Linked DNA regions of Homo sapiens: region 2 is linked to region 1. Evidence: read pairs that join two places in POLR2A ChIA-PET (ENCODE). Cell type or tissue: HepG2. All regions are shown on one strand.

The links. ChIA-PET counts read pairs that join two places held together with the same protein. Peaks named below come from ENCODE experiments on the same cell type or tissue, not always from the same donor. Only the 100,000 strongest peaks of a DNase experiment are listed, where the experiment ranks them.
Region 2: POLR2A ChIA-PET joins it to region 1 with 15 read pairs; 2 of 35 experiments call an interaction of 5 or more read pairs at or near these places.

Annotation. Positions count from the first base shown.
Region 1 is chr6:167,338,173-167,346,172 of GRCh38, forward strand. TTLL2 (tubulin tyrosine ligase like 2) reads left to right here. Exons shown (of 3, transcript NM_031949.5): 2 at 475-631; 3 at 1,933-4,516. The coding sequence ends at 3,507. Among named protein-coding and RNA genes, the nearest start is that of TTLL2, 17 kb to the left of the region's middle. In HepG2, no CTCF peak of the experiment used is centred here; DNase peaks (open chromatin) are centred at 3,719 and 4,109.
Region 2 is chr6:167,264,742-167,272,741 of GRCh38, forward strand. It overlaps a transcript of UNC93A not described here. Among named protein-coding and RNA genes, the nearest start is that of UNC93A, 23 kb to the right of the region's middle. RefSeq lists an enhancer at 2,909-4,108. In HepG2, no CTCF peak of the experiment used is centred here; DNase peaks (open chromatin) are centred at 2,673 and 4,220; H3K4me3 peaks cover 704 bases.

The DNA of each region.
Region 1 (8,000 bases):
ATACAACACACAACTCGTGCATACCACATGCAACACACAACACACACAACATACACACAACACAAGCAACACACACAACTCATACAACATACACAACACACAGCAAACATACATGCTAGATGCAACACAACACACATGACACACATGCATGCCATATGCAACACACAATACACTCACACAACACACAACATACAGACAACACATACCACATGTGACACACAATACACACAACATGCACAGACAACACAGAAACAACAAACACACTCAACAGGCACAACATAGTCACACACACACACACACACACACTGCTTGAAACTTATTGATAGCATGGAACAATTTGAAAGCATTACTGCAAACTAGGACAACTGAATTTTAATAACCATGATGGATTGATCAATTCTGTATGTTCCTTATTAAAGCAACAGTGACAAGGGAGATGCTGTGTGTTCATTGTTGATGCTGCTTTGTTCACAGATCTTTGAGAACCACCACCCCAGCCTTTACCCTTAACATTCCATCCGAGGCAAACCACACTGAGCAGCCGCCTGCAGGCCTGGGAGCAAGGCTACAGGAAGCAGGTGTTTCCATCCCTCCCAGGCGAGGCCGCCCAACACCAACACTGGAGAAGAAGGTGGGTGGGCAAGCCAGGTAGTTCCTTCCTTCCTTCCTTCCTTCCTTCCTTCCTTCCTTCCTTCTTTCCTCCTTCTTTTTTCCCCTCCCTCCCCTCTTCCTTCTTCTTTTTCTTTCCTCCTTCTCTCCTTCCTTCCCTTCCTCCTTCCTGCTCTCCCTCTTTCTTTCTCTGCTTGCTTCCCTCCCTCCTTCCTGCCCTCCCTCCTTCCTCCTTTTCTACTCTTTCCTTCCCTCATTTCCTCCTTCCTTCCTTCCCTCCCTCCCTCCTTCCTTTCTTGTAAAACCTTCACGGAAAGTACAGCATCTGTCAAAATTTACTTCTTTTATATCAATCAGAAATTTTCAAACACTACAGAATTTCCACCAAGTAAGTTATTTATATCATTATGTGATCAATTTTGCACGAACAATACAAATCAAAATTGCCTTAGCTTGAAAATTTTGATGAGCACGTTGTCTCAGGACTTTGACATATGTACATTTTTATCAAGAGTCTTTGACGTTTTTTACCTTTTCTCTAGATCTTAATGAAACAACACACTTCATCATCAGTTATGATCGTCTTAAGAATTATTCTGCTTTCCTTCTTCGAAGTTCAAAAGAATATTTCAAATCTGCCTTTTATCTTTTAAAATGTGAGGCAAAATCTCTACATTATTATTTTTACTGAATAGGTTTTAAAAACTTAAGTTGTTCTTTCCGACTCTCTTTGTCACTAATAACCACTTATTTGAGTGACCCAAGCCTCTATGCACCGAAACCCCTCCAGTGGGCCTGATGGGTCAGGTGGGTGCATGGGGAACCATGGTAGGTGCCTGGCCTTCTTAAATTTCTCAGGCCAAAAGAACTCTTACTAATTTTATGACATCATTGTTTCACACCTCTTGTAACATACTTGAATTCATTTAACTAAATGAAAGTTGACATTCGTGTTTTGTTCTTAATCATGCTCACTTTTTAGGCCAACAGGACGGGCCGCAGATATGGGTCTGCAGGGACTCAGCCCTCAAAAGTATGATAGAGTATTTGCAAACATTTTTAACATGTTACTAACAGAATGCAATAGCAGGGCAAAATCGGAAGAAAGAGTAAAGGGGTTCCCAGGACAAGATGGATTTATTCTAATAAAGGGAGCAGAGATGGGTGCATTGGTGAAGAGACGTGGGTGTCCGGTGAGACTGCACAGTGGGAGGGTGGACACACAGGACAGCTGGCAGCACCGGGTGCACGGTTTCCTCAGAAAAATCTACTAGGTTATGGTCTTGACCACTCTCCTAACCTTTCTCAATGATCCATTTTTAGAAAAAACCTCATTTGATGGCGGAAGATGAACCTTCAGGGGCCCTCTTGAAGCCGCTGGTTTTTCGCGTTGACGAGACCACCCCGGCTGTGGTGCAAAGCGTCCTCCTGGAGAGGGGGTGGAATAAGTTTGATAAGCAGGAGCAGAACGCGGAGGACTGGAACCTGTACTGGAGGACATCCTCTTTCCGAATGACCGAACACAACAGTGTTAAACCGTGGCAGCAGCTAAACCACCACCCTGGAACCACCAAGCTTACCAGGAAAGACTGTTTGGCCAAACACCTGAAGCACATGAGGAGGATGTATGGCACTTCCCTGTACCAGTTCATCCCCCTGACGTTCGTCATGCCCAATGACTATACCAAGTTCGTGGCTGAATACTTTCAGGAGAGGCAGATGCTGGGCACCAAGCATAGCTATTGGATTTGCAAGCCTGCTGAGTTATCTCGTGGGAGGGGGATACTAATTTTCAGTGACTTTAAAGACTTCATCTTTGATGATATGTACATAGTGCAGAAATATATCTCCAATCCTTTACTTATTGGCAGATATAAATGTGATCTCCGCATCTATGTTTGTGTTACTGGCTTTAAGCCTTTGACCATTTATGTTTATCAGGAAGGGTTGGTTCGGTTTGCCACGGAAAAGTTTGACCTCAGTAATTTGCAAAACAATTATGCCCATTTGACCAACAGCAGCATCAATAAATCCGGGGCCTCTTATGAGAAGATCAAAGAAGTGATTGGTCATGGTTGTAAATGGACGCTCAGCAGATTTTTTTCCTACCTTCGTAGCTGGGATGTGGACGATCTGCTTTTGTGGAAGAAAATCCACCGCATGGTTATTCTCACCATTCTCGCCATTGCACCATCTGTCCCCTTTGCTGCCAATTGCTTTGAGCTCTTTGGGTTTGATATTTTGATTGATGACAACTTGAAACCATGGCTTTTAGAGGTCAACTACAGCCCAGCCTTGACCTTGGATTGTTCAACAGATGTGTTGGTGAAGAGAAAACTTGTCCATGATATTATTGACCTGATTTACTTAAATGGTCTAAGAAATGAGGGGAGAGAAGCCAGTAATGCCACACATGGAAATTCCAACATCGACGCTGCAAAAAGTGACAGAGGTGGGCTTGATGCTCCTGACTGTCTTCCTTATGATTCTCTTTCGTTCACAAGCAGAATGTACAACGAGGATGACTCTGTGGTGGAGAAAGCTGTGAGTGTGCGTCCTGAAGCTGCACCTGCCTCCCAGCTGGAAGGAGAGATGAGTGGGCAGGATTTTCATCTGTCAACAAGGGAGATGCCACAAAGCAAGCCCAAGTTACGGAGCAGGCACACGCCTCACAAGACACTCATGCCCTACGCGTCCCTCTTCCAGTCGCACTCCTGCAAGACCAAGACCTCCCCGTGTGTCCTGTCAGACCGTGGCAAAGCTCCAGATCCCCAAGCAGGCAACTTTGTTCTTGTTTTTCCTTTCAATGAAGCAACTCTCGGAGCTTCCAGGAATGGATTAAATGTCAAAAGAATAATCCAAGAGCTCCAGAAACTAATGAATAAGCAACATTCCTAAGTGGTAAAAAATCAAATCAAGAAAAAGTGACATGGATTTTTAAAAACCAAGGATCCTGTCCTAGAGAAAGCAATAGTTCAAGTCCCTACCTGTGCCACCAGCATGTTAACTATGACATTGGGACTGAAGATGTGGCCATATGTATAAATATAACAGCTCTGACAAAGCACAATATGTTCAAGTGGTGATTAAACTACATTACATCCCATGTTTATTTGCTCAGGTGTCTTGAAAGAATTCTACAAATACCACACAGCCTCCCACCAGTAATTGAATGTGCTACACTACGATTATGCTATGTATGTATTTAAAGAGGAGAAAAAGATTATTCTAATATTTTTAAAGGATTATTAGGTGAAAACAGTACAAAAGAAGCCAGGAGTTAACTTTCTGTGTGTTTTTTTTTAAATCAACCAGTTATTTGTTAAAATTATTTTGTTAACTTAAGATCAGACAATCATTCAGAGTGAGATAAATCACTGAAAGCCCTAATGACTCTGTTGTTTACAAATCCTGGGCTTGAAATCAGACTTTGCACCAAAGAGCTCCCTGTGGGGGCATCTTTGGGCTGTATTTAAATAGTGGCCCCTTGGCCTTGTCACCATTTGTTTACCATCACAGCATGTGAGGTCATGGCCTCCCAGATCAAAGTATGCTGTCATTCCTGCCACATAAAAAGCATCTGCAGTCCTAAGACATAAAAATTCCAGTAGGTTACTTGAAAACATTATTCTAGTGAAAGTAGTCAGATACAAAAGGCCACATGTTGTATGACTCCGTTGATATGGAATGTCAGAATTGGCAAATCCATCAAAAGCAGATTGGTGGCTTAGGGGAGGGGTAATGAGGAGTGCCTACTGATGGGTAGGGGGCTTCCCTTTGGGGTGACAGAAATGTTCTGGAACTATATAGAGGTGATGGTTGCACAACACGGGGAATTCACTAAGTATCACTCATGGTACATTTTGTGTTATGTGTGTTTTACCACAATAAAAAAGTTAAAAGCTGGCCATGGTGGCTCATGCCTTCAATCCCAGCATTTTGGGAGGACAAGGTGGGAGGATCTCTTGAGCCCAGGTGTTTAAGACCAGCCTGAGCAACATAACAAGACTCTTCTCACTTAAAAAAAAGAAAAATTATTTTTTTATTTTAAAAAAAAAGGTAGGGATGGGGAAGTGCAGACAGGCGTATCTCCCAGCAGGTTCCTGGGTGGGCAGGCCTGGTCGCAGGTCATAGCTGAGAAGAGCTGGAGCCAGTTGAGAAGATCCCCCGTGGACCAAGGTCAGAAGTCAGCCTGCAGGGGCACTGCTAGACGTGTGCCTCCAGGGTCCCCAGGTGGACAGAACCACTCTCAGTCTGCAGGCAGGATGGGCCAGGACCGAGGTCCAGGGCCCTTTGAGGATCTGCCATAGGACAGAGGTTGGCAAGCCTACTCCAGGGACGGAATTGTGTGTCTCCTGGCAGGACCCCGGCTCGGCAGAACTCTCCCAGATCATAGCCTGGTAGGAAAGGCTAGACCCGAGCCCCAGGGCTGTGTCAGGATCTGCAAGGGTCCAAGTTCATTAAGCTCCATCCAGGGGCACTGGTGGGTGAGACTCTAGCAGTTCCCTATGTGACTGGAACTTCTCCTGGGTGGCAGTAGAATGGGGCTGGAGTCAGCATTCAGAGCTTGTTCAGGCTCTGCAATGGGACAGAGGCCAGCAACCCTATCGTGGTGGCCTAGACCAGCGAGTCTCCCAGCAGGCCCCTGTGTTGTTAAGAGGGCTCCTGGGTCACAGCCGAGAGGGCCTAGAGCCAAGAGAGGGTCCCGTCAGCATCTGCTGTGGAACAAGACCCACCGCAAGCCTCTGGGTGTTTCAGATGGGTGGGTCTCTCTCTGGGTCCTCGTAGGAGCAGGATTAACCTGCAACCACAGCTGAGGGGGGCTGGTGCCAAGGCACAGGGTAATTTTCACATCCACAGCTGGGACCATGTAGGTGGACCTGCCTGCTGAGGCACTGCTGTGCGTGACTTCTCCAGGACTCCTTGGCAGGTGGTTTAGGTAGACTGAAAGTGAAGGGATGGAAAAAGATATTTCAGGCAAATGGAAACCAAAAGAGAGCAAGAATGGCTATCCTTATGTCTGAAAAAACAGACTTTAAGTCAATAACTGTAAAAAGAGACAAAGATGGTCCTTACATAATAATAAAGGGGCCCATTCATCAAGAGCATGTTACAATTTTTAAGTCTGTGTACCCAACATTGGGCCACCTAAATATGTAAAGCCAATAATAATCAATCTGAAAGGAGACATAGACTGCAATATGATAGCAGCAGGAGGGCTTCAATACCCGACTTTCAACAGCAGACAGATCATCCAGACAGAAAATCAGTAAGGAAACATTGGGCTTGAAACTCACATTGGCCCAACTGGACCTAACAGTCATGCACAGAACATTCTCCAGGATAGATCATAGGTGAGGCCACAAAGCAAATCTTAGCAGCTTTAAGAGGACTGGATTCATATCAGGTTTCTTCTCTGACCACAGTGGAATAAAAATAGACATCAAAAACAGGACGATTTTTTTTAAAAAATCACAAACATGTGGAAATTAAGCAATATGCTCCTGAACAACCACTGAGTCAAAGAAGAAATTAAAAAGGAAATTTTAAAATATCTTGATACAAATGAAAATGGAAACACAACATACCAAAACTTATGGGATGCAGCAAAAGAAGTTATAAAAGAAAAGTTTATACCAATAAATGTCCATATCAAAAAAAAAAAAAGATCTCAAATAAACATCTGAACAATGCATTTCAGGGAAGTAGGAGAATAAACTCAACCCAAAGTCAGAAGAAAGGAAATAAAAACTAGAGCAGAAATAAATGAAATAGACACTAGAAAAACAATAGAAAAGAACAATGAAACTACTTGGTTTTTTAAAAACATAAAAAAATTGTTAAATCTTTCACTAACTGAGGAAAAAAAAGATGACAATAAAATCAGAAATGAAAGAGGAGACATTACAACTGATACCACAGAAATACAAAGAATCATAAGAGACTATTGTGAATAATTATATTCCAAGTAATTGGATAACCTAAGAGAAATGGATAAACTTCTAGACACATACAACCTAACAAGACTTAATCATGAAGAAATGGAAAGCCTGAATAGACCAATAACAAGTAAGGATATTGAATCCATAATAGAAAGTTGCTCATTAAAAAAAGTCCAGGACCTGATGACTTCACTTCTAAATTCTACCAAATATTTAAAGAAGAACAAATACCAATACTCCTCAACTCTTCCAAAAACCTGAAGAAAATACTTCTAAATTCATTTTACAAGGCCAGACAAGGACACTACAAGAAAGAAAATTATAGACCAATATCTCTGATGAACATAGATGCAGAAATCCTCAACAAAATACTAGCAAACTGAATTCAACAGCACTTCAAAGGATCAGAATCAAGTGGATTTTCCCCTGGGATTTGAGGATGGTTCAACATAGGCAAATTAATAAATATAGTACCCCATATTAACAGAACAAAGGGCAAAAATCATTTGATCATCTTGATAGACACACATACAAAAAAAGGATTTGACAAATTCAAAAACCTTTCATGATAAAAATTCTCAGCAAAGTAGAATCAAAGAGGTTACCTCAACACAGTAAAGATCGTATATGGCAAGCCTGAAGCTCCCATCATACTCAATAGTAAAATGTTGAAACCTTTTCCTCTAAGGTCAGGAACAACATGAGGATACCTGCTCTCACCACTTCTGCTCAACATCATACTGGAAGTCCTAGTCAGCATTAAGAAAACAAACAAACAAACAAACTAATAGGAAAGAAAGAAATAAAATTGTCTCTGTTTGTTGATGACATAATCTTATATATAGAAAACCCTAGAGATCTCACCCCAAACTGTTGCAAACTCAAACAAATTCAGTAAAGTTGCAGGATACAAAATCAACAAGCAAAAAGCAGTTGCATTTCTACACACTAACAACAAACTATATAAAAAAGAAATTAAGAAAATCTCATTTACAATAACATCAAAACAATAAAAATACTTAGCAGTAAATTTAACCAAAGAGGTGAAAAATATGTACGCTGAAAATTGTAAAATGTGATGAAAGAAATTGAAGATGACACATATTAAAATATTATCCTGTGTTCATAAACTGTCAGAATGAATATTGTTAAAATGTCTGCACTACCCAAAGCAATCTACAGATTCAATACAATTTCTATCAAAATCCCAATATCATTTTTCATAGAAATAGAAAACACAATCCTAAAATTTGTATGGAACCACAAGAGACCCCAAATAGACACAGCAATCCTGAACATAGAGAACAGAGCTAGAAGCATAGCACTATTTATTTTCAAAACAGATTACAAAGCTAGAGTAACCAAGCCAGCATGGTGGTTGCATGAACACATACGCATCGACCAGTGGGACGGGATAGAGAGGCCAGAAATCAAGCCACGTATTTACAG
Region 2 (8,000 bases), 73 kb before region 1:
TCTGTTCATGTATCCCAGAACTTAAAGTAAAATTTAAAAAAATATACAAATATATATATATAATTCAGTCTGCAAGTTTTAAGATGTTTTGTGGTTGGATGAGATTGTAAGTGTAAAGCAAATATGTGAAAAATGTGTCCTGTGTTTTATTCCTGTTTGAGCGAAGTGATTTTTTTGTCTACTGAAGATCTTTTATGACAACAGGAATCATATTTGAATTTTTTTTTCTTTTTTGAGACAGAGTCTCGCTCTTTTACACAGGATGGAGTGCAGTGGTGTGATCTTGGCTCACTGCAACCTCCGCCTCCCAGGTTCAAGTGATTCTCATGCCTCAGCCTCCCAAGTAGCTGGGATAACATGCATACGCCACCGTGCCTGGCTAATTCATATTTGAATATTATCTGCTTTTATGTTTTTTATTATTTTATATTAAGTTTGAATAGTGTACTTTATTTTAATTGTCTAAAGAAAGTTACTGTTTAGTTTAAAATACTTCCATTTTTGCTTATAAAAAGTCCAGAAACAAATTGACGTCTAAATGAGACAAAATTCATCATCTCATTGTTGTCTGGTGATGGAAATGCAAATGCAAATGGATGTGTAAATTTTATGGTACTTTACCTTTAAAAATGTTTTTTGAGCTTTAGTTCCCTGGCAGACAGTTGAGAGGTCACCTCCCTGCTGTAAGACCAGTACAACAGAGCACCTATGTGTACACACATGCCCTCCCTGGCCCAGAAGAGACATATTCCTTGAGTACTCAGAGTGCTAGCTAAAGGATTTTGAGCATACTGAGACTATGGCAATTAAAAACATAAACAAATGAACTGAAAACAATGACAATATTTATCACATAAACCCTTTTCTACTTGTTGTCTTATCAATGTCTCTAGCTTAGTTATCAGAATTCACTTATAGTACATAGGCAAAGTATGTACATAGTACAAAGATCCATTATTTTATTAAGTGACTTTCTTTTTACTTCTTCATCACATAAAAATGGGGACATTATATTGCTTTCTTTAAAAGGTTATGTTATCTGTGAGTCCTATTAGAAGACAGCAAAGGAGCATTATAAAATATGTGTTACAGTGGGGTGCTGGGTCTGAGACAGCTGAAGCTGTGTTTATCAACGCACTGTTCGTAGCATCACTATTCTCAGGGGGTAGGCATTTTTATCAGGAAACTTCTATTTCTAGTGGGAGTAATTTCGGAAAACAGGACAGAGAGATTCAGGCTGAACAGAAAATTTCCAGGGTTCCTCTGACCCTGCCCCGCAGATGGCTCCTGGGAAAGGCTGATTAATCAGCTGGGTCCGGACTTCTTAAGTCTAAAATATGATGATTTTAAGTCAAGCATGGGATTAGAACAGTGGTTATCAGCCATGGAGGTAATTGCGCCTGTCTCAGGTTCTTGGGAAGGGAAGGGAATCACTCATCCCTGACGGCTTCCTGGGCTGCCCCTGGGCAGAGGCTGGAAGAGCTTGCGTTCTCTGGGCCACATTGCTAAGATTAATAACACGTATGGACACAGTGCAGGGCCTGTGGGATTTTTCACTTACTCCCCACCACTGACAGCCTCAGTTCCGTGTCTGAAGACCGTGTGCCACCCTCCCTGACTCTGAAGAGCCTTGCACCAGGTTCACAGGCTCCTGGAGACACTGAAGTCTGACCTGGTCGCCAAGCCACTCCCTGAAGGAGCAGAGTGAGCTCCAGCCCCACTGCCCATTAGCAAATCGAAGTGGGGAACAAAGACAGCTGCTGGGGGACTTGGGCAAATGGCCTGTTTCTGTCCAGCGTAGCCTGGGTGATCACTCACAGTGGCGACTTCCTTTGCCTTAATCAGTCAGTGGAGCCATCGCTGACGTTCTTGCCTTTTCTTTCTTGCAGGACGTTGACAAAGGAACGCACGCTGACACTCCCACATGAACAGCTGGCTGCTTCCCAGCGTCCTACGGGAGAGCTACCGGCTTCTAGGCAATGCTGCGTGTGATCTGTGGGGGAGCCTGGCCACTCCTGGAGGTTCCAAGGTCAAAGAAACGCATTCCGGATGCGACGGATTTGATCTTGGAAAGCTGCTTTGAAGATACGATAGCTATTCCCTATTGTTCACTTTAAGGCAAACAATGTATACATTTTTCTGTGTCAGGCTCCTCTGTGAAGTTAGTGAAACGGTAGCTTAGTTTGCTCCCATCTCCTGTTCCGCGCTGCTGGTTTTCGATTGTGCGTCACTGAATTGCCATCAGAAGTCCAGTCCCGACTGCGTGTGCGAGGCCAGGGAGGGAGGTGAGAGGCGGCCTCTCGGACACACTCTGCTGTGATCTTTGATTCAGGAGACACCCTCTTTGTTGATGATCCCTAAGAACTAAAGAGAGACTCCAGCATCACCCTTTCTCCTGGTGCCCTGTCCATAACTAAGCATCCAGGAATGTCCTCTGCAGGCATTTTCTCTGCTCATCCTCGCAGCAATCCTGTGAAGGAGACGTTTTCTCCATTCTATAGGAGAGGACTCTGAGGTTCAGAAAACTCAAGTCAGAGAACACGTGAGCTTGGACTCCGTTGCCTGACCCGCGTCGGACTGTAGGCTGCTGTTGCAGCTGTGTGGCTTTGGGTGCCTGGCCTGGGTGCTATGTGTTCACAAAATGCACTTCCCTTCCACCCTAGGTTCAAGGTGAACTCCGATCCCAGCCTCTCCTGTCAGGCTCAGCAATGGAAATGAGCAGAGGGGCCCTTTGTTCCATGCAGGCTGAATCCAGAACCTTCTGAGGACTTGAAGCCCTTTTATGCGGACAGGATGGGAAGTTAAGCGAAAGTTAACTTCTGTTGGATTAAGACCCTGAAGATTGGGCTTTAACACCTGTTGTGTTACCTGCACTCAAACAAACCAGGGCTCCTTACTCAGCCCTCAGGAGCCTTGGCATTCTCACCTCTAAAGCAGGAGGAGTCGTGATAACTGCCTTGAGGAATTTGAGCAAAGTTAAATGACCTGAACTATTTGGGCGTGTCTTGACCAATGTCCGACCTTGGGAGGTGCTGGATGAATTTTTATTTCTCTACTTTAAGTCAGCCTTTCTACCTTGTTGCTCTTCTCAGCTGCCTTTCTCTGAGCCTCCTTCATCACTCTGTTCATTTCTGTGAGACAAAGATCATTACAACTGCCTTAATATTTCGGTGCAAGACGCACCGTGACCTGACATTGCTCTACCCCGCCTCCTGCCACGATCATTCTTTTGTAGCAATATTCCGCCAGCTTCATTTTGTGCAGTGAGTGGAACAAGAGTCAGAACACCAGGGCGGCTGAGCCTGTCGATCAAGCCTCCACCTAACAACAGACATGCCTGAGTCCCACAGTCATAATTAGGATGAAGCTTTTCCCTGGCTGGACCCGGACTGCAGTCACACTGTAAGAGCTCATCATTCTAGGCCTCTGCCAGTGCGTGTTCAGTCAGAGGCAAGCAGTGGCCCCGGCTCCCAGAAGCATGGGGAGGACTCCTACCAGGGACGGTGGCCAGAATGGCTGCACACAGCCTTTGCTTCCAAGAAAAAGCATCTCCGCAGGCCCAGGCACCTCTGGCAGCCCTCAGAGCAGGACCCTCTTCAACAAGGTGATAGCAGAAGGGAAGAAACGCAGAGGTCTGTCTCAGAGATTAGAGCAACACAGAAACTGGATGCCCCCTTTCAGGGGAGAAACACGGGGTTTCACATCAGGAACCTGTTGAGGAACTTCCCGTCAGGCCCAGCAACACACCCAGGACCAAACCCCAACAGTGATGACTAAAAAATGTGTGTGGGGGCTGGGCACAGTGGTTCCTGCCTGTCAATCCAGCACTTTGGGAGGCCAAGGAGTGAGGCTCACTTTAGCTCAGGAGTTGGAGACTGGCCTAGGCAGCATAGTGAGGACCTATTTCTACAAAATAGTAATAATAATAATAATAATGGTAATAATAATAATAAAGCTGCATGGCCCCCAAAGGGTCGTGTCCAGCTCTGGATAAACTTGTCTGGTTAGTTCAGGTTTCATGGCGCGGCATAGAGGACCCCGACCGTTCATCACTCATTGCTGTGTCCCCAGTTGGCTGTGGCCTGAAACTGCCTGGTTTCAGTCAACACTGTTGCCGTCTTGCATCAGCCATTCAGGGGGTGGGTACCCATGGGAGGGCCTCAGCCAGGACAAAGGTCCACTTCTGTCTAATCGTGTAACTTTAAAATAAAGCTTTTGTGCAGGGACAGAGTAAACAAACTTTAAATGTGAATTTGCATCAATTGAACATTTACAAGTGTGACACTTTTACCTGGTGGCCCACTGGGACCAGGACGAAGCAGCTGGAGGGGCCCCAATGTGTGACTGAGAGAGGAATGTGTGGGCAGCCGTAGCGAGGCTGAGAGGTGAGCAGGCTGGGAAAACCCAGCGAGATGAGCGTGGCTGGAGACCGGCGGAACAGGCAGGCTGTGCAGGGCTTGCATGGGCGAGTGAGGCGCCCGTGCTGGCCAGAACATCATGGCTCTGTGCTGAGGGAACCACGGTGAGCGACGCCCAGAGACCCAGTCTTGGATCAGGAGCTGTAGTGGATACAGTTGAGGGAGTTTTGTGTAGTGCCTCACTGTTCTGATAAGAAGAAAACATGTACAAGCTACGAACTGCAAATTGAGAAATTTTGGTGATTTTGCAAATGAGATAAATGGTCCTATATTTGCATTTGAAATTGGCATTGCACAAAATAAGTTGACTAATAATTTTTAATTTTCCTTCTTAGAATGACAATGTGGCAAATAAAGGAACCCAATGAAAAGAAGGGAAAGAGACTGCAGAGGGAAGGAAAAAGCTTTATATTTTACTACCATAATGGCACTTTTTAAAAAATTTTTATTTATTTATTTATTTTTGAGACAGAGTCTTGCTCTGTCGCCCAGGCTAGAGTGCAGTGGCACAATCTCGGCTCACTGCCAGCTCCGCCTCCTGGGTTCACACCATTCTCCTGCCTCAGCCTTCCCAGTAGCTGGGACTACAGGCGCCCACCACCACGCCTGGCTTTTTTTTGTGTGTGTGTGTGTTTTTAGTAGAGACAGGGTTTCACCGTGTTGGCCAGGATGGTCTCTATCTCCTGACCTCGTGATCCACCTGCCTCGGTCTCCCAAAGTGCTGGGATTACAGGCGTGAGCCACTGGGCCCGGCCAATAATGGCACTTTTTCCTGCTTTTTGTACAGGGGGTCCTGCATTTGTGTTTTGTCCTGGGCCCCTAAATTCTGCAGCTGGCCCTGGTAGAAAGCTGAGAAGTCAGAACAAAGGACTGCCCAGAGGCTGCACGGGGTGGGGGTGGGGGTGGGGGGGGGGCGTTCACATGGTCCGGAGTCCCCACCCCACCGCGTTTATATCTGGCACACTCTGGAGGACCCATCCATCTGTGTTCATGTCTGGCTGTGGCATCTATTGACCATGGGCTCTCAAAGTCACCTAATCATTTTGCATCTCTCTTTTTTCATGTCTAAGACAGGGATAATGATGGCACATACCTGTTAATGGCTGTTGTGAAGCTCTGTGTTAAGTTCTTAAGACAGAACTTGTCACAAGTCAGCCAGGCGTCATAATCACCGATGCCATCTCTTAACAAACTGGCCTTAACTATGAGCAGAGGGTGCAATGCGGAGGGCTGTGGGGTGCCCAGAGGTGAACAAGATGAGTGCTGTTGTCAGGGAGCTTTCAGTGGGATGAGGGAGCAGGGCCCCATCACGAAGGACATGGGGGGTTAGGGGAAAGGGGAGCCTTCCGGTGTGGGGGACATGGACAGACCTTCGGAGGAGAAAGGGTTGTGGGTTGAGTTGCATCCCCCGGAAAGGTATGTTGAAGCCCTAACCTGGTGCCTGTGAACGAGCCCTCACTTGCAGAACTGATCAAGTTGAGCTGGGGTCAACTAGAGCAGGGTGAGCCTCGAGTTCCATGTGACCAATGTCCTCATGGGAGGAGAGGGGAGCACGGGGAGAAGGTGACCACTTGAGGACGAAGGCAGAGGTTGGGGTGACGCGTCTACAAACGAGGGTTTCCCCGAACACCAGAGCTAAGAGCAAGGCATTGGCGCCCTCCCGCTGTGGAGTCTGCAGAGGGAGCCTGGCCCGGCTGACACCGTGGGTGCAGACTCCCGGCCTCCAGGCTGGGGGACAAGAAGTTCCTGTTGTGGCGACCTCAAGAAACTAACACAAAGGGGCATTTGAATTCAGTTGTCCAGGAAGATACAGGTGTTGCAGGGATGGGCTGCCACGTGGGCGGAGGCCTGGATGGGAAGGATTGTGCCAGGCATGGGTTCCCGCAGTGTGTTCCCCTGGCTGGCAGCGTCGCGGCACCTGGGAGTCATTAGGCAGCAAGGGAGGGAATTGCGATTCTGGGCGGGGCTCAGCTGTGCAGATTTTAGCAAGGTCTCCAGGTGCTTCTGCTGAGGGCCAGAGTTAAGACAGAGCTTAAGACAGAGAACCTCAACAGGAGGCCTGAAGGAAAGCACCTGGGAGTCATTAGGCAGCAAGGGAGGGAATTGCAATTCTGGGCGGGGCTCAGCTGTGCAGAGTTTAGCAAGGTCTCCAGGTGCTTCTGCTGAGGGCCAGAGTTAAGAAAGAGCGAGAACCTCATCAGGAGGACTGAAGGAAAGGAGCCAGGCTGCAGCCCTCTGCCTGCCCTTCCGTGCCATCATCTCCAGGATTAATGAAAGGGCCATTCAGGAAACAGCACAGGTGAGATGTGGGATGGGCTCCGTGGCTGCCTCTGTTTCCTGCCTTCTGTCTGTAAACTTCTGATTCAAGGAGGTGGCGTGGCCTCTCAGGGCAGTTGTATTTTTGGTTTACAGGCTCGTCAGCCCCCACTTATCTATCATAAGTGGGACACACATATGGGAGGAAAAGTTTCCTTTTCCTTCTACCCATCCTAGGTTCTCTGGCTGAGGTCCTATAAATTAGAATGGCAAAAGACAGGTTGACAAAATAGAAACAAACAAGGTTATTAACATGCTCATCATGCACACACATGGGAGCACTCAGCCATGAGTCACTCCAAGGGTTTATTAGAACTTGGGCTGATAGAGCTTCTAAACAAAATAATGACAAATTTTAGAGGAGTGACAAGACAAAGGAAAAGACCTTTGGGCTTCTAGGGCAGCAAACTGCAGCCAGCTAAACACATGGGAAATGAATGGAGGATAAGGGCTAGTTCCTAGTAGTCAAGTTTGCTGAGTAGATTCCTCCAGTGCTGTCTCCAGGCTGATAAGGCCTAGACTTGCCCCAGTGATTGGCTTCTGTCCTTCCTGGTAGAGACAGGAGTGGGGACACCTTCACTAAATTATGTCCTGCTTTTAGGCAAAGAGGGGCAGGAGAGAGAGCTTCACTTATATCTACATCTTAAAAATTGTCTTCAGCTCAAAATGATCCTTATGCCAAAGTGGTGTCTTTGGGGGTGGCTGACTCTGCTGCTCTTTACTTACCTTGAACTCCCACCATCATGGCTGCCTCAGAATCCCACAGGGCATCGAGAATGTTCTATGCAAATGGAGAGGCCAGGAGCAGTGGCAGACGTGCAGGTGGCACAAATCTCTGCTCTCAGGCCTGCTCCCGGTCCCAGTGACGTTTAGAGCACACGTCCAAAGATATGATGAAGAATTTCCAGGTGGTGACAGCTGAGCATTAGGCCTAGCAAGGGGCCTGTTGACGAAGAGCCAAACTCTGTAAAATATTTGAAGAGATTTATTCTGAGCTGAGTATGAGTGACCATGGCCTGTGACACAACCCTCAGGAGGTCCTGAGAACATGTGCCCAAGGTGGTGGGGAGCAGCTTGGATTTATACATCTTAGGGAGACATGAGACTTCAATCAAATACATTTAAGAAGTACATTGGTTTGGTCCAGTAAGGTGGGACAACTTGAAGTGCTGGTGGGAGGTTTGGGGGACCTATTGCTATTAATAGCTTATAGGTAGATTTGAAAATGTTCTGGTTGACAATCAGTTGAGTTTATCTAAAGACTTG